3 separate regions of the Mus musculus genome follow, and all the other regions are linked to region 2. The links are chromatin loops, found by intact Hi-C in ENCODE. Cell type or tissue: left cerebral cortex. All regions are shown on one strand. Links, peaks and the distances in the headings refer to the core of each region. The heading gives the core; the rest is flanking DNA.

Region 1 (6,228 bases), core at 1,269-3,768, 210 kb before region 2:
CATTTGATGATTCTACTTACTACCAAATAAACGACCTCTGTTTCTTGCTATGGTTCTGCGGTTCCTATTCAGGTAGGGGTCGGTAAGTTTACATGGAAAGTGAGTGAACTCCTTTCCACTCCAGCATCGTTGCTAGACAGATGGCTTTCTTCTGCTCAGTCTTTCATTGCCAGCTTTTCCTTCACCAGCCTTTTGATATCTTTTCCTTTGCACATCATCAAATGTGCCTCAGCCCCAACACTGGCTGCTTGGTTCCTTCTATAGAAGCATCTCACCTGTCAACCATCTGCTCCTGTCTACTCTAGAGAAAATCAGGGCTCCTGCATTCATTTGGGCTTGGTCTTGACCTAGAAGCCAATGTGCCATCTGTAAACAAATGGTTTGGTAGAGATATCTTTTTCCCACCTCAACAATGAAACCTATACCCTCCCCTCCCCTCATCTCTCCTCCCCTTCCCTTCTCTTTCCTCCCCTCCATACACATCCACTTACCAACCAGGACTGTCTTGTATGTAAGAGAAATTCATGTACTGCAATTATACTCAGAGAGACCATATACTAACATTAGTTCTGACAATGTAGTCTGTGTTTGTCTCACACTCATGACCTGCCTGCCCCAGCCTCCCAAATACTACAATTACAGGTATGAAATCTCACACTTGCTCTTTTACAGAAGTATTTTCATCAATATTTTCTGCTTTCTTTGGCTCTTCTTGGCTCTAAATTTCATGTGTCCCCGTGGCATATACTCAGCAACTTTTCATCGTGGGCCACTTCATTCTGTCACCTGCACTTGCATGTGTTGAAGCTGCAAGGAAAAGTTTATAGACTGCATTTTTAACCATCAGAAAAGTCACATGAGAAAGAACAGGTTTTATAATATCAGAACACAGCAGTGTTCCGTGCCAGTTTTAGACACCTCGAGTCAGAGCATTTTGTGAAGTGTTAAGGAATGCACAGCAAATTTAACATAATTTGAAATTTTTGGTATAAGGAATGTTGATTTCTTAAGTAGCACATTAAGAAGGGTTTCAGTACATGAGAAGGAAGGCTTACTGATGCGGGCAGTACGTTTAGAATGCTCATATTGAACTAAATAAACCAATGAGCAGTCTGTTAAGGTGAGTCCAAGGAAGGCTTCACATCACTGAGAGAGATTCAACCCAAGGGTTAACAAGTAGAAGATGAGCTGGGCAAGAGGTGTGGCGTAATTGGCCAACATTCCTGCAGTGGAGTGGTTTTTACATCCTAAGAACCTCATGTCCATTTGTTTACTTTGTTCATGGGATTTTCTAATGTGATACTTTTGCAGTAGTTGGGGCTTTGACAAAACTTCTATCTCTATACAGTTTTGCTCTGGGTACCTGTTACCAGCTGAGCTCCAGCAAATGGGACACTGAGCGATGTGAGTCAGATCTGGCAGGGGCTGGCAGTGAGACAGAAGGTTTGCTGAGAATCTCTCATCCTTGGTTTCTTTGAAAAACTTTTGAGTTTTGAAGTTCTGTTTTATGTGCATGAGAGTTTTTACCTCCATGCATGTCTGTGCATCACTTGTATGATTGGTGCTCTTGGAAACCATATCTTCTGGAACTAGGGTGAGATATACATACATACATACATACATACATACATACATACGTGTGTGTGTGTGTGTGTGTGTGTGTGTGTGTGCTGAGAGTTGAACTCAAGTCTTTTAACTGATATGCCATCTCTCCATCCCTATTCTGATCTTATTATATATGTCCTTGGTCTTCAAATGCCTATTAAAGGGTAGAAGGTAAAAGTTTCTACTCTACTCATTGAGGGTTCGGGAATTGAATATATGAAATAAACTAACAGATTAACAGGGACAATAGAACATACAGGTTTATGATGAGTTTGACACACAAATGTGAACCACTGCCCCCAAGCCCAATAAAACATCAAAGCTTAACATCTGTAGGTAGAGGTGTCAGTGATGCAGGCAAACTAAGTGAAAATAAACATTAGGAAAGATAAATGGGTTGCCAAGATGCTCAGAATAGGTAAGAGTCTGTATGGATCATGTTATGGTTATTATCAACCTCTATATTTTTCTCTTGTGTGTCACCTTCTCTCTGTTTCCCAAGGAAGAATTGATGACAATTGACTGAAAGAAATTGGGTCTTGGTGGCAAAACATAAGAGAGTTGGGGGAAGGACTACATGGCAAATAGAGGGCTTTTTCATGCAGCCAAAAAGACTTTCATGTTATAACTGACCATTGTTATCAGTACTCTTCCTGATATAAACACTTCATTAATGTAGCTTTACTTCATAGACAAGGACTTCTTTTACCAAAGGACATCTTTTCTGAGTCATTCCTTTGTCAGCAGTTTCTTAGAATAGCCAGCTCAATATATGCCAAGGAATTATATTTTGGGGATGTCATATTCTGGTCTGCTTCTGCCATATTTTGAAGTGGGATGTTCTGAGTCCCAGCACTGTCCTGTGAAGTTCTCACATCATGTTGAAAATAGTGAGGACTAAAATTAACCTTTGCTTTTAATATAAATTTGTCGAAACCAGGTTTGTTATTTATTTAAATGGGCCTATCCCAGTCCCCGAAGCTGTGTGCTTTCTTCCTGTTTCCATCTTCTCAGTTCAAATGGGAAGTATAAAGACATTAACTTGTGATGAACAGTAAGAAGAAGGATAAGGAAGCTGCTCTGACTGGGGAGTTCTACAGTGTTCATTAACAGCATTACCTAAGGTTTTCTAAAGACACTGACTAATGTAGTTAGGTCCATGCTGAGTTGTCCCTACACCCACTGCTGGAATCTCTGAGTCATAATGTGGAATAGATGATAGCTTCCATTTTCACCTCATTTCCAGGTAACCTAGTATCCCTCATCTGAAGGTTTTATTTGAGAACAATTGCCCTAAATCAAGCAAAGTGCTGAATGAATTGAAACTCCCCATATGATCACCTGATTTTCTATTCTACACATCTTACTTTCTTCTCTCCTCTTAATTCCAAACAAACTGTGGAACCCTTTTGCATGCATACAGGATTTAATCAGAAAATGATGCTTTGCTGTCACCACCACAAGAAGTATCTTCATGGATTCTCTGCTGCCCTCAACAAGCATTCCTACATATTGCTCTCATTATAGTTGGGCTTTCAGTTCACATACACAGACCACTACCACCACCACCATCACCACTACTTCCCCCTAATGCTTCATGAGTCTAAATGATTCCTTTGAGGATATCTGTTCTTGTCTTTCAGAGAAACTTCCATATTCTCAAAGTATAATATCTTCACTGCTTTGCTTAACAAAGAATCTTAGACACTTAGATATTTTCTCACAGTCTATGAGTTAGTAATTGGCAGTGCTAATATCTGTATTCAGATCCATCTCATTTCAAAGTCTAGCATGTTCCCATTTCTCCCCTGTGAAGGTCATCAGGTCACGTTAAGAAATAGAAATAGAAAAAGAATAATTTTGATGATGAAAGTTAGCTGTAGGCCATACTCAGTGATCTGATGACTAATGATATTAAAAAATAACTAGCAATAACATTCACTGTATACTGACTCTACCGATGGCTAAGTTTTGGACATGAGAGAAGTATGGCATAGCTAACACTATTATTCCCATATCATTGATACAAAAAATGAAGCTGAGATTAAAGACATTTCCTGAGACTCAATGCTTATTCATTGTAACATAGGCCAAAATCAACTTTTACAAAGTGCCTTACGTTGAGTAATTTATAAATGTCATAAAGTATTTTCTTACACTTTGTGGGAGTAAGAAGATTTCATGTTTGTTTAAAGTTTCCTTTCTGATTCATTACACTGTGATGTTTTGTTCTCACATGGTAGAAGAAGAGGTAACAGGAGGGGGTGGGGACCTTTGGCTTTATTATAAGGTTACTAGTCCTACAACAAAGGTTCATACCTCATAGCCCCAACTTCCAAAGACATATCTACTTGATCCCATCTTTCTGCACTTTCATGTACAACATAAAATATTTAGAGGAACTCAGGCATTCAGTGCACAGTGAATGCTATGCACAATGTTAGAGTAACAGGAATACTGGTTTGAGTATGTGAAGTGTGTAGGTGTGGCTCTATTATTCAACATCAAATGCCTTAGTATTCTAATGACTTCTTAATTCCAAATTTCAGAAACCTCTAGGAGGACTCATTCCATGGTATGTAAAATATGCTACTTTAATGGCAAGTGAGACTTTTCAGATTCCAGATCCATGTTCTCTAATGACATGGACTAAAGGTAGTTTGGTGAATTTTTCTATAGTTTCACATTATGTCTTTCATTTGTAAGAAATTCTTTATAGTGTTTTACAAATAGTATGATATGCAAGTGGTTAAAAATTCTTCTTTTGTCACTATTGCTCTGTAGTATAGCTTTTTCAGGATGGCAATTTCATTTCAGGAAGATCTTTCATTGTTGCTGTCTTAGATTTTTTCTTTTTTCCATATGAAGTTAAGAATTGCTCTTTCCATGTCTGTGTAGAATTGTGTTGGAATTTGAATGGGGATTGCATTGAATCTATAGATTGCTTTTGGTAAGATGGTCATCTTCATTATGTTAATCCTACCAATCCATGAGCCTGGGAGATTTTTCCACCTTCTTTGATTTCTTTCTTCAGGGACTTGAAGTTCTTGTCATAGAGATTTTTTATTTGCTTGGTAAGAGTTACATCAAGATATTTTATACATTTGCGGCTATTGTGAAGGGTGTTGTTTCCCTAGTTTCTTTCTCAGCCTGTTTATAATTTGTATAAAGGAAAGCTATAAATTTGTTTTAATTAGTTTTATATTCAGCCACATTGCTGAAGTTGTTTTTCAGGCATAAGAACTTTCTGGTGGAATTTTGGGGGTCTCTATGTATACTATCATATCATTTGCAAATTGTGATACTTTGACTTCTTTCTTTCCAATTTGTATCCACTTGATTTCCGTTTTTTGTCTAATTGCTCTGGTTAGAATGTCAGGTACTATATTGAATAAATAGGGAGAGATTGAGTGGTCTTATCTTGTTCCTAATTTTATTGGGATTACTTCTATTTTCTCTACATTTAATTTGATGTTGGCTGTTAGTTTGCTATATATTGTTTTGTTATGTTTAGGTATGTGCCATGAATTCCTGATCTTCACAAGATATTTAACATGAAGAGGTGTTGTATTGTTTTGAAAGCTTTTTCAGCATCTGATGAGATGGTCATGAGACTTTTTCCCCCTTGAGTTTGTTTATATAGTGTATTACATTGATTAGTTTTCATATATTGAACCATTCCTACATTCTTGGGATAAAGCCTACTTGATCATGGTGAATGATCATTTGATGTGTTCTTGGAAACACTCCTCCATTGCTTGTGGGATGGCAAACTGGTACAAACACTCTGGAAATCAATCTGGTGTTCCTCAGAAAATTGAAAATAGTTCTACCCGAAGAACCATTCGTGGGCATATACTCAAAAGATGCCCTATCATACCACAAGTACATGCATTCCACTATGTCCATAGCAGCTTTATTTGTAATAGTCAGAAGCTGGAAACAACCCCATTCTCCCTCAACCAAAGAAGGGATAGAGAAAATGTTCATTTATACAATGGAATACTGTTCAGCTAATAAATTTGAGTACGTCATGAATCTTGCAGGCAAATGGATAGAACTAGAAAATATCCCTAATGAGATCATCCAGACTGAAAAATACATGCAGTGAGTATGTACTCATTGTTAGTAGATATTAGTGCAAAAGTACAGAATACCTCGGATACAACCCACAGACCATAAGTTTAACAAGCAGGAAGGCTCAAGTAAAGATGCTTCAATCCCACTTAGAAGGGGGAAAGAAAACAATCATGGGAGGCAGAGTGAGGGAGGGACCTAGGTGAGAGAGCAGAGGAGAGGAGGAAAAGGTGGGCAGGAGAGAAGCCCAGATGGCCAGGAGAATGAATGGAAATATGCAGCCTCTGGGGGTGGGAGGTTGGAGGATCCTCTAGGAAGTACTAGAGACCTGGCAGATGAGATACTCTCAGGACTCAGTGTGGGTGACTTTAACCAAAATACCCAACACTGGAGAGAGTCTACCTCTAGTACATAGACAGCACTGCAAGTGGAGGGACTAGGTTATAACCCACAGTTAAAAGTTCTGACCGAGAATTGTTCCTGTCTAACAGATCTGTAGAAACAAACCAAAGAAGAGACCAAAGAAAAGGAGTCCCAGTGACCTGC
Region 2 (6,228 bases), core at 1,803-4,302:
TTATCCAAGGTTCATTGTGCTTAAAATATTCACAGGAAGTAGTGAAAATTGTCTTCTATATTAATTTCAGATGATTAATGGGAATCTAAGCATGGGACTAATGTAACACTGAGAAAATATACTTAGCTGGGAATATGACTCACTGGTAGTACTTCCTTAGCATGTAGAAGTCCCTAGATTTGATCCTCACCAGTAAAACCTAAACAAACAAACAAACAAACAAAAACAATATAAACTTAGACAGGGGTTGAGAGTGAAGGAAGAATGTAACTTGTCAACTAACCAGTGTTGGTGAAAACATATGGTAATTCCTTAATTTAACTGTTGTGCTTTCTGCAGCACTGAATGAGTTGCTTGCTTCTCACTTCACCATCCCTTGCCAGAGCCTTCCATTCAATCAATGTACACTATCTTATCATCTGTTTAGTGAGAGGTATACTATTTCCATTTAATATCTGTAACCATTATTTGAGAAATCAATGTTTAATCAATCTCTTTATTGCTACCCAGGAAATAGAATCTGAGATGAAGATGAAGACAGATCAGAGACAAAGGGAATGGCAAACCAATGAATGGTCCAAGATGAGACCCATGCCCTGGAAAAGAGCCAACCTCCTGACACTATTAATGATACTCTGGCATGCTTGCAGATAGGAACTTAGCATAACTAAGGGAGGCTTCATCCCGAGAGGCTTAATCCAGCAGCTTATGGAAACAGATGCAGAGACCCAAATCTTAACACTAAGTAGAGCTCAGGGAGTCTTGTGGAAGAGTAGGGATAGGGTTGAGGGAGATGGAGAGGTCAAAGACATCACAAGGGTCAACTACAGAGTCAACTAAGCTGGGCCCATTGTAACTCACAGAGACTGAACAACCAGCAAAAGAGCCTGGACCTAGGCCCCCTAAACATTTGAAGCAAATGTGCAGCTTGGTCTTCATGTGGGTTCCATAGTAATTAGAGCAGGGGCTGTCTCTGAGTTTATTGCCTGCCATTTCATCCCCTCCTTCTAGCTGGACTGCCTTGTTGGGCCTCAGTGGGAGAAGATGTACCTAGTCCTGCTACACCTTGATGGTACCCATAGGGGACCTCTCCTTCTCTGAGGAGCAGAGTGGGTAGTAGGAGGAAGGGAGTTGTGAAAGTGGGACTGGGAGGGGAGGAAGGGACCTGTGATTCCAAGGTAAAGTGAATTGCATTAATTCAATATTTTACTAATGCAAAGTGAATTATATTAATAAAATAAATTAATTAATGATGAAAATCCAGTTATATGTCTTCCTAAATTCAAACCCCACCTAAAAAAAGAATCAGGTTCTGGTTCCTATGAAAAGTTGGTAGAATGCAGCTTCAGCAAGACAATTCAGAGCCATTCCCAAATACACTGGCCCTAGAGTTGCCCTAAAATGGTGGCATCATCATGGTCACGTGCTGACCAGTAGCTAAATGCATACCTCCCTGGGTGTGGGCTGAGAGCTTGGACAGACTAATTCTTGAGTACAGAAGATGTCCAAGTGCTGAAGCACTAGAGTGTTTCATTCCTTAAAAAGTTCTGGGAAACATCTACCCTACCAGATAGAGGCTGTTGCAAGTGAAGCTCAAACTCACAAAGTCTCTGAAAGGCTATAAATGTAAATGAATACATGACTGTAAATGTATGTTAAGTATAAAGGAAGAATAGTAGATATGATGAACAGGTTCACCTGAAGAAGAAAGAAACCCCAAGCTGTTTCTGCCAGTAGGAGAAAAGGTTGGCCAGTCAAGCAAATGTGGAGGGGAGGAAAATTGAAGGATGGATGAAAAGCTCTAAAAGACTTCGGTGCTCCTTGCTGCTTTGAATAAAACCATTGTTCTTGCTCTAGGCTCATTCTCAGTGATGTCATGCCTCCTAAGTATTGGTCATCAGGTTCAGAGAAGACCAAACACAACAATATCCTTGTACTATTTCTGCTTTCTCTGGTAACACAATATCTAGCTTTGACTTGTGACTTGGGTCAATTGGCTGGTTTATACAATAATACCAAGTGAATCTTGTCAGGGTTCTGGCTCTTGAGATGGGAGAAATAAGAGCTGGGAGAACATACCCTTTGGGAAAGCTTTTTAAGCGAGAGGCATTTCTTTAAGTGAGAGCTTGAAGTGCGAACTGTATGAGCCACAGAAAAGTGTGATGTTACCACACTCCTCCATATTTGTGATTGGCAAAGCCTTCTGGAGACTGGCAGCCTTTAGCAGCTCTATTTTTATTAGTGCTTATAGCTCCTGACAAATCTATACTGCCAACTCTCTACAAGCAATTCTGAAATTCACTGGGTACATTTCTGGAAGTTAGAAAGCCTGGAAAACGTTTTAATATGAAACACCAAGAAGTCCTTATATAATCTGCAGAAAATTCATACTATTTATATATCGACACCATGACATTAACTTCCAAAATGAAGGAAAATACATATCTTCCACGAGGATGCATTTTTTTTGCAGGCTGAAAAGGGAATTGTGAATTTGTAAGGCAGTTTTTCTGCTGTAGAGTCAAGCCTTGAAGCAACAGTATCATGACAACACTCTCAACATTTAGTAAGTTCAGTTGGAGTCAGAATTAGAGTGTTTATATGTTAAGAATTTGCAAAATATAAACCAAAAAAAAAAAAAAGCTGTAAGTGAAAACTCATATTCTCATGATACTCCAGTTAATGAGTTTTCATGGGATAAACCCAGAAAGGAAGAAAGAAAGAAAGAAAGGAAGAAAGAAAGAAAGAAAGAAAGAAAGAAAGAAAGAAAAGAAAGAAAGGAAGGAAGGAAGGAAGAAAGAAGGAAAGGAAGAAAGGAAGAAAGAAGGAAATTTAAAAAGAAGAGGAAAGAATGGAAAGGAAAGGGAAGGGAAGGGAAGGGAAGGGAAGGGAAGGGAAGGGAAGGGAAGGGAAGGGAAGGGAAGGGAAGGGAAGGGAAGGGAAGGGAAGGGAAGGGAAGGGAAGGGAAGGAAAGGAAAGGAAAGGGAAGGGAAGGGAAGGGAAGGGAAGGGAAGGGAAGGGAAGGGAAGGGAAGGGAAGGGAAGGAAAGGAAAGGAAAGGAAAGGAAAGGAAAGGAAAGGAAAGGAAAGGAAAGGAAAGGAAAGGGAAGGAAAGGAAAGGAAAGGAAAGGAGCATGAAGAAATGGGTAAAAGTCTTTACCTCGCACTGAGCAAATGTAAAAATTTCACAGTTCTCCTGAGATTAGCACCAGAGTTTTCCTTAGAGGCACAAAAGAATTCTGCCTTGCATTTTAGCACATCCAGCAGCAAGGAGGAAAGTGACAAAATTCTTTAAAAAGCTGAAAAGATCCAGCTTTATTTGCAGTACTTAGCTTAGTTTGGAAAAGGCAAAGGCAGATTTCAAAATAGTCTCCACATTGGACTTTTAATTTTTTTTTGAAAGAGGAGGAAATAATTGGCTTTTTCCAAATGGCTGGAAAATGGTGTCAGGTTAATGTTTATATAGGCTGTGGAAACATTTTCAACATACATCCCCCGTGTCAGTGTTTCTTCGCTTCATGCTTCCTAATGTAAAGTCGATGCTTTTGTTGTGAGTTTAAACACAAGCAGTTTAAGTCCATTATACATGCAGACTAGCGTAGATTAATTTGAACTGATTGAAACTGAAAACTCAAGGCTGTAGATAAAAATACAATTTTATTTGCATCGTTAAAGCGACCCATCTTTTCAAAATGACCTTCCTTCTGGGACTCTGCTATTAGTATGCATCTGGTAATCAGCTTCTCCCAGGAGCTCAGACCATGAATTTCAGGACCACACAGATTCTGTCTATTTCTTTCCATAGACATTCTTTCAGCCATTAGATGCCTCACTATTTCCTACAAACACACAAAGTCCCCCGCTCAACTGGGTGAGAACCTCCTCACAAACATAGCAGAAGGTGACACAGTTCAGTGCTCTAAGTGTTCTCTCAAGTGCCATCAGTGACCTGCTGTTCCTGAGAGTCAGCTGACACCCTTTTTCCAACTCCTTGATCCCTGGCCACTTACAGGGTATTGCTCATCTCTCCCAACATTCAATGCTTTCAACAGTTATAGCCAACATAGCTGTGTGGAAAATGAACCACACAAAACACTGCCTTCTGAGCTCTTTCCCTCAAACCCACTGTCTACCTCCCATGTGCTGTTCCACCAAGCCAGTCCTTATGCTCAGAGCCTGTACTTTCTTTCACTGACCTTGAGAACTTAATGGAATATGAAATTAAAGCAGCTGGGGGCCACACCTCCTGCTTCTGCTTTCCAACTCAGTTTTCCAAGTTTTTGTTGAGTATTTTGGAAACCCCTTGTTCTTGTCTTTTATGTTTTCCAGCCATCGCTGAATTCACTCTCCTCTCCTCCTTGTGCACCGTTATCTACCAGCACCATTACTGTCTGGTTGGGACCACTCAGCTCCTGGCATTAAGGCCCCAAGCTCCACTCCACCTCTCCACCTCTCCCCATTCTTCCCTCTGTCTTGTTCCAGCTGTAAACCCTGGGTTGTTCTGGTCCAGTCAATCTTTTCATTATATCTGTGGATCTTATTTTATTTTGTTAGGGACATTGATGATCTTACCTTTCCCTATAATTGTAGATTTATAAGTTTATTTTCTCCCCTGCATGCGCTCTATCAGACTTATCGAGTTTCTTCTTTTTCAGAAATGTAATATTCCTTGTATCTCATTTTCTTTTTTCTACGTGTTTGATTTTTATCTCTCCTTTTCACAGAAAAAATTTAGTAAAAGACATAATACCTGCCGATTTCATTTCTGACGTCCCAGATTTCTCATAGTACTTGCCACTAGCATCCTTTTTGATAAATATACTGTGTAGTGTTCATAGCTTTGGCGACTGGCAATGTTTTACACAGTTTATCACTGTGTGTTCTTAGACTTTCCAGGGCAACATTCTTACCTGGATTTCTTCATGTGGTTATGGTTGCTCCTTTACAGTATCTTTTTAGGTGCCAAAGATATTACTGGTTTCTTAAATAACAGGCTTAGGTATCATTCTAGTTCTCTTACTGTGTTTAATAATTCCTGTTGCATCAACAAGAAAATAGATATTGATATTTCCCACATGATCAAAATCTTGCCTGGCTTTAAGCCTGTATGTTTGTAAACGTAGTCATTATTTCTTTTGCACATATGCTATTACATTCACATCAGCTTGTGCAAAATTGAATTTAATGTCCAATATGGGAAACCTATGCTTGCCATATATGGAGAGAGCAGTATTACTATCTGTGAGGTCTATGCTCCCATGTTAGTAAATGAAACTCATTGGAAGTCAGAAGGTTGAATAGAATTAAAGTAGTTCTAGACTGATAAAACATTTATTCACTCTGGAGGCAGCCTACTACAAGGACCACTGTGCAGGCAGATGTCAGCAGGCAACCAGACACATGTCAGTACACATGAAATACAAGCAAGTAGTCACAGACACACAGACAGACTGCCATACAGTCTATATGGAGGTTGTCACATATAGGCTCTAACAAAAGTCCTTAACATCAAGACTTTTGGAACCATACAAAAGTAGCACTCTGCCAAAGAGAGTTCCATGACAGATTATTTCACTGTTACTTTGAGATTCCCTGAATATCCAGTCTCAACAATTCCATGCTAATTCATAACCCCAGGATTTCTAGTGTCAGCCATATGTTAGGTGACTTATGCTACTTCTTCACATCAGCATCTTGCTCTATAAGCCTAAACTGACCCTAATAGCCACTGTTTCCAACACCATCAACACAGATAACCATGCCAGAATCTAGGAATCATACAAGAAGACTCAGCACAACCTGACTCTCATTTCAGCATGGATCTTTGCTGTGGATGAGTCACCAAGGGTCACTGATTCTATTTCTTATGTCTCCCAAGACTATCCCTTAGCACAAGTGAATAGACTTTGTCCAGACTATAACTATGGTTATCCCTATATTTAGTCACTCTCAATACTATAGTAAGAATAATCTTTCTAAAACTAGACTATTTGATTGTGCCATTACCATGCTTCAAGCTCTTTAATACATTCTCAAGGCTTCCCTGATAGTATTCTTCTCTTCCATCAGTTCCCAAGCTTTTTGTACAAACCTGTTATTCATCTTTAATTTCCCATAACTCACAAGACTACTTTATTATTTCCTTTACCTAAAGATAGTTGGTGGCTCTAAGGTACAGCTCTTGATTTGTTGTTGTTTGCTCTTCCTTCTTTTCTATGCTGGTTAGTGT
Region 3 (6,228 bases), core at 1,269-3,768, 540 kb before region 2:
TGGTCGGACCTGGTGCACTGCCCCTCGCAGCGCCTGCTGGACCGCCTGGTGCGCCGCTACGCGGAGACCAAGGACTCGGGCAGTTTCCTGCTGCGTAACCTCAAGGACTCCGAGCGCATGCAGCTGCTGCTCACCCTGGCCTTCAACCCCGAGCCGCTGGTGCTACAGGTAGGCGCGGGCGCGGGGCTCTTCGACGCCAGAGGGAGTGCGTCCCCAACTCTCCCAAAATGCCTCTTCGCGAGTTTCCTTCCGCCCTCCCGCTCGTCCCAGTCTGGATGCCAGTGTCAGTGCGATAGCGAGCCCTTGTACCTCTTTCCGAGGACTTGGGCACCCTGGGCACACGTCCTTTGCTGTCCCGCCTGGCTAGCCTAACTTCCCCGAGTCTGTCTTTGTTTTATTTCTTAGATCATCTCCCTGTTAGTCAATCAGCTAGTTCTGGGACCAGGTGGGAAAGATGAGATCAGAGAGTGGGGTGGTGGTAAAGTGAAGGGAGCTAATTCGTGACTCGTGCTTTGCGTGGAATTAGAAGCTAGGAAATGGGGGAAAGAGTTAGATTTGGGCTGGGAAGGCTAAAGGCCAAGACGGACTTTTGCATCCTGATGCTGTGGCCTGCCCTAGTCATATGGTAATCCGGTTAAGGAAGGAATTAAAGTGTTTTTTTTTTTTTTTTTTAGGTTGGAGCTAGGATCTAAGGAAAAGGGTTTTGGCCTCTAGCCCAACTGACTTATTTGCTTTTTCTTGACTTCATTTCGAAAATAAACGTGCCTTTTAGGAGGATAGAATGGAATCGTTTTACTGGTGGCGGCAAGAAGAAAATAGATAAGAGAAAGGAATCCGGTTTATTTTTGGAGTAATTTGTTTCAAACACCCCCCCCCCCCCCGCTAAAGTGCTGTGCCCTTGGGCAGCGATTGTCCAGTAGGTGTGTGATCTCTCTTGGCTGCAAGAAAAGTTACCAGTTCTAAACGTCAAGTGCTAGGGAAAGTGAGTTTAAATTAACCACAAGTAATTGATTGTATAGTTCACGCCCTTTCTCCGCTAAGAATGTCACTAATGGCTAGAGGGTTTGGACCTTGTTTCTGTTGTTGATTAAAGTATGAATAGGAATGTACTCTATTGGTGGCTTTTTTTTTCTTTCAAGTTTTCTGCGTCTTAGTCAAGAGAAATCAGCCTTGATTAGTTCAGCCAAGCATCCTTAACACGAGTATTTGATCAGCTGAAGTTCTAATGTGAGCCTTAATAAAATTTCAAGTTGCTGTTAAGATATATGTGATAGGTTAATTTTAAAGTTCAGATGGTTTAATAAGTACTGTTTTATCTCTGATCAGTGTAAATTCAGTTAAGCTTACTTTGCAGGATTATTCTATTCATTAGTTTAGATTAGCGAGTCTCTAAGTATGACCCCCCCCACCCACTCCCACAAGCCCCCACCTCTCCAAGCTGTATTTATGTTAGCAGGTACTGACAGCACTTAGTAGTGTAATTGACTGTAGTCGATAGTCAAAAATCTCTGAGGTCCCAAAATTTAGCACTGAACTTAAGGTATATACAGTTTTTGCATTTTAAATACTGAGTGCCTATTGAGCGATTTTTATAGGGTTGATTCTAGGTATGGATGCATTAGGAACAACTAATATTAAGATTAAACATTGTGTTTTCTTCTTTAAAAACATAGGCATCTGAACTTGAGAAACTGGTAATTTCCACACCACAAAGCTGTCTCTTACCGGGAGTTTTTATGTCTTCACACTCCTGGCGTTTTCAGCCTGTTGTGCAGTTGAGATAGTCAAATGTGTTGTGACTTTACATTTTTCTCACTTTATTTGAAGCCTAATGCCTAAATTTTTCTGAGTGGATGATTGCGTAGAGTACAGGATAAATGTGAGAAAATGTCTACTAGATTGAGGCATTCATAAATTGCATCAGTAGTTTAGTCAGCCCAGCTCCCAGGGGTAGTCCTGATGCTTCATTATGCTACATACTTGTTAAAGACACACTTTGGAGTTTTTACTACCAGTGGAACAGTGCCTTTTTTTTTTTTTTTTTTTTCCTTAACCCGAGGAGGTGGAGCTTAACCTAAAATTCTCCTGAGTAGATGCTTCCCTTACAAAAACACTTGATCTTTGGTAGTGATTTTGAAAGTATGTGTGGTGTGATTGTGAATCAGTAAGTTAAAAGTATATCCAGATTTGTAATCAAGAATACTGTTTTTGTATGGTAAATCAGATCATCATGTATGTTACTTGTTAGCTATGCAAACTGTACATTTAGTGGTACAGTTTCTATAAAGCCTGCTGTCCTGGTACTAATAGAAAAGCCACTCACAGTTGCTTCTTTACTTTTTTGCTTCATATTGTTTTAAAGTGTTTTTAAGGAGCCAGTGCTTCACAACTTAAAGCTGAACTCACCTTTCACTTTTTTCCAGGAGAGGGAGCCACCTAATGAATTTTTGGATGCTGGATGATGACAAACTAGATTTATAAATTTTCTATTGTCTAAAATTTTAGGGGAAAAAAAAAACCCTGTGGATTTCCATTATCAAATTGTTCTTCACAAAAGTAACAGAGTAATGATGCTTTTAAGTAATTAATTACTTTTTAAAAATCCCCTTTTGTTTAAGGTACTAGTGAAACAGATGAAAATGTAGATCAGTTTAATTCATTAACTGTTAGATGTTAAGAAACAGTAAAACATGAAATATCTGTTATGGCCTGAACAGGGAAGTGGAAGGTGCTGTCTGTTACACATGCATACACACGTGTGTTAAACTGCAGTTGTGCTGTCAGTGTTGCAGTGTGAAACTGAGAGTGCAGCCCCTCCTGTTGTTTAATGGTCTTAACAGTTATGGAGCGTGTCTGTGTCTGGCTTCTAGGAAAAGTTGTTCTGCAGTGGACAAGACAGTTCTCAGAACCTTTATCATGTCAGAAACCTTTTTCCTTTACATTTTTACTCATCAAGAGGTGTATCCCTCATGCCTAGCCGGCCCTCATCCTGTGGAAGGAGGAGTACCCAGAGTGGGGTTTGTTGGTTTTTGTGTGTGTGATAACAATCTTAGGTCATTAAAAATGGAAGGTAGACATTGGAAGGTAACTTCTCTGCTGGTGTTTGTGCTTGCTACCTGTTCTTGAACAGGTCAGGATGGGGAGTGTCTGGAGATTCTGAAAGTCAGCCACTATCTGTGACTGACCAAGGAGCACTGGCAAGAAAACCCTTGGTTGTTTTAGGGGGAAGAGCCAAGAATATGTTTAGCTGTATTATATATTGGTTGAACTATATTTGCCTTCCATTTTCTGAATCATAGATTTAATAGGACTTAATTTTTATAGTATGCAATTATCATTGTTTGCTGTGGCTTTTAAGCTTTCCTTTTACTTGTAAAAGGCAAAATATTATATACAGGGCATTTGTGTGGGGTTTGCATGACCAGCAGAGAGTAAATGCTAGTGTAGGGATAGAGGGTGACTGTAATCACCTGGTATATTCCGGAAACACACAGAGTGTGGCTGCTGACAGGCTGAACTGAACCACAGCTCTGCTGATCTCATCCGCTCTGACAGCCACTGGAAGGTCGTAGAGAGCACAGAGTAGAGCTTTCTCTTAGCAGCAGCCTGAGTTCAGGACGGTGTACCTCTTGGTGCCTTGCTAAAAAGAACTTTTTGAACTAGACAAAGAGGATTATGACCATTGAGAGAAAGGTTGGGATAACATTTTTTTGTTGTTGTTTAATGAAATAACTATTTTCTCCTAAATAGGTCTATTGAATCAGTTCCTTTGATTCTGCCCTATTGGGGGGACTCTCAAATTCTTGATTTGAGAAATCTGTTTTTCCTTGTTGGTGTTTGTTTTCTAAGTTTAGCTTTAACTAATGGATTTAATTAATCTCTTCTAAAAGAGAACTAGACTGGGGTGCTAGGTCTCTGCTGGGGTGTGAATTTGAGGCCAGATCAAACAATCTTTCAAGCTTTTCTAATATCTAAATTTTACACATGTGTACTCAGATTTCAAAACAAAAGTCCTGTTAAGGAAGAGAAAAATAAGGGGCCAAGCGTCTTGTTTAGCATTAGTTTCAGAATGGATGTTTTCACCTTGGAAGTTTTAGGCAGTGGGCTGTGGCTCCTTCCTTTTTTCCCTCTGGCAGCTGATTTAATAACTGCATTCCTGTGTTTAGGCTCAAAACACACTAGAGGTTGTTGCTTTGGTTTTGTTTTTGTTTTGTTGTTTTTTTTTTTGTTTGTTTTGTTTGTTTTTTTTTTTTTTTTTTGGTGCTCAGCATTCGTCTTCCTGCTTCAGCCTCCAGTGCTAGGGCTGCAGCTGTGCATTCCATACCCTGCAGTGCCGAGGAGAGCACTTTGTAATCTTAAAATCATATGTTTTGTGTGTGTGTGTGTGTTTGCATTTGAGGTTTCATGGACATGTTTGACACTTGACTAAACCTCATAAAAATACAAATGGACATAACAAAAAACATTTTGTATATCTCAGGTCCAAAATTAAAGGGACATTTTATTTATTTATTTATTTATTTATTTATTTGGGAAAACCAGTGAAACAGACACCCTTAAGGAAGCATGCCTCCATATTTGTACTGCATGGGGTGGTGGGGGTAGTTAGTTATTCTGCCTTACAATTGGTCCTTACACTTGTTGCTGGAAATAGTGATCTTTTTGTCTTTGTTGCTGGTTATTCTGTTTCCTGTGGGCTGGGCTTTAGTGGCTAGTTAGTTATCCAGAAGATTGTAAGATTGGTTTTTGTTCAATTTTTTTTTTTTTTTTAAACCTTGTGGCTGCTCTGGCCTACTACTGTCATTGATTGCTACTGAGTTCCACAGATTTCTGACTTTGATTCCTGGACCTTCCATTCAACTATATAGAAAACTAATAATAGCCTTGAGGATGTAAAGACTTACATTTCTTATATGTGCAGTGAATGTTGAACCATTGTGAAGTGAGTCTAAGCCGGGGGTAATTATCCATCCTCATTATAAAGCTTGGAAAGTTTTGGTTTGGGCTGTGAACTGTTGATCTTTCTGCCTCACTTCTCAAGTCCCAGGGCTACAGGCATGTGCCACCAAGCCTAGCCTCTGGGAAGTTTTAAAAATTATATATTAAAATCATCCAATTCACAAGTTGCAAAGAAGAAGTTATCTATGAAATACTAAAGAGCTTATTATTAGACTTGCAGTCAAAATAAATGAATTTTGTTTGTTCATTTGGCAAATTGTCTTGTAAGGCATTTGAACTAAAATATTGGAGAGACTACCTTGGGCCACAGGAAACAGGACACGCATGCCTATACACACACACACACACACACACACACACACACACAGATCCACACAGCAGTTACACACGTTAGATGTCTCTTTTGAGGGTTGGGGAGAGCAAAGGGGATTGAGTACTGAAGGGGTGAGATTTTGCTGGGTGGAGGTATAAAGGTGGGGTCTTTCCTCAGATTGGGCCCATTTATATTCTGTAATAACATGAAGTTATTCAGTGACATGTAGGCAAATCACTCAAATGTTTCAGCACTCAGGTTCAATGAATGGAATGAGGATGTTAGTGCTTTAAAGATGAAAGGAGATGGAACACACTCAAGTATTATGTATAAAGCACCCGTGTTTATAAACAAGAAATCTTTACAAATATTCTTTGTAAGCTTTTTAGTTCTCAGATAGCTACAGTGGTTGCAAGACTCTTTGCCTTTAGTGTGTTATGCTGATATATATGTCAGAATACATAGGTTTTACCATGACAGATAGTCATTTTTATTGGATATTTTCTTTATTTACATTTCAAATGTTATCCCCTTTCCTGGTTTCCCCTCCAAAAAGCACCCTCCCCCTACTTCCTCCCCCCTCCCAATCCACCCACTCCTGCCCACTCCTGCTTCCTGGCCCTGGCATTCCCCCACAGGGAGGCATAGAGTCTTCATAGGACAAAGGGCCTCTCCTCCCATTGATGCCTGACAAGGCCATCCTCTGCTGCATATGCAGCTGGAGCCATGAGTCCCACCATGTGTGCTCTTTGGTTGGTGGTTTAGTCCCAGGGAGCTCTGGGGGGCTGGTGTGATAACTGGTTAGTTCATATTGTTGTTCTTCCTATGGGGCTGCAAACCCCTTCAGCTCCCTAGGTCTTTTCTCTAGCTCCTTCATTGGGGACCCTATGCTTAGTTCAGTGGATGGCTGTGAGCATCCACCTCTGTATTTGTCAGGCACTGGCAGAGCCTCTCAG

What was found. A loop is a pair of places that touch in the nucleus more often than their neighbours do. Peaks named below come from ENCODE experiments on the same cell type or tissue, not always from the same donor. Only the 100,000 strongest peaks of a DNase experiment are listed, where the experiment ranks them.
Region 1: it touches region 2 in a loop (6-fold over the local background); 2 of 42 quality-filtered maps call a loop at or near these places.
Region 3: a loop joins it to region 2, with 4 times the contacts of the local background. A loop is called at or near these places in 3 of 42 quality-filtered maps.

What each region holds. Positions count from the first base shown.
Region 1 is chr9:94,196,281-94,202,508 of GRCm38, reverse strand. No RefSeq gene overlaps it. Among named protein-coding and RNA genes, the nearest start is that of Gm31847, 9.1 kb to the right of the region's middle. In left cerebral cortex, for the core only: no CTCF peak of the experiment used is centred there; DNase peaks (open chromatin) are centred at 1,422 and 2,500; H3K27ac peaks cover 716 bases.
Region 2 is chr9:93,988,382-93,994,609 of GRCm38, reverse strand. The region is part of intron 2 of Gm31847 (a long non-coding RNA gene); the gene reads left to right. Among named protein-coding and RNA genes, the nearest start is that of Gm39401, 11 kb to the right of the region's middle. In left cerebral cortex, for the core only: no CTCF peak of the experiment used is centred there; DNase peaks (open chromatin) are centred at 2,179 and 3,288; H3K27ac peaks cover 1,334 bases.
Region 3 is chr9:94,531,159-94,537,386 of GRCm38, reverse strand. Dipk2a (divergent protein kinase domain 2A) reads left to right here. Exons shown (of 3, transcript NM_001033145.2): 1 at 1-168. Among named protein-coding and RNA genes, the nearest start is that of Dipk2a, 3.8 kb to the left of the region's middle. In left cerebral cortex, for the core only: a CTCF peak has its summit at 2,429 (motif pointing right); DNase peaks (open chromatin) are centred at 1,852, 2,392 and 3,524; H3K4me3 peaks cover 2,500 bases; H3K27ac peaks cover 875 bases.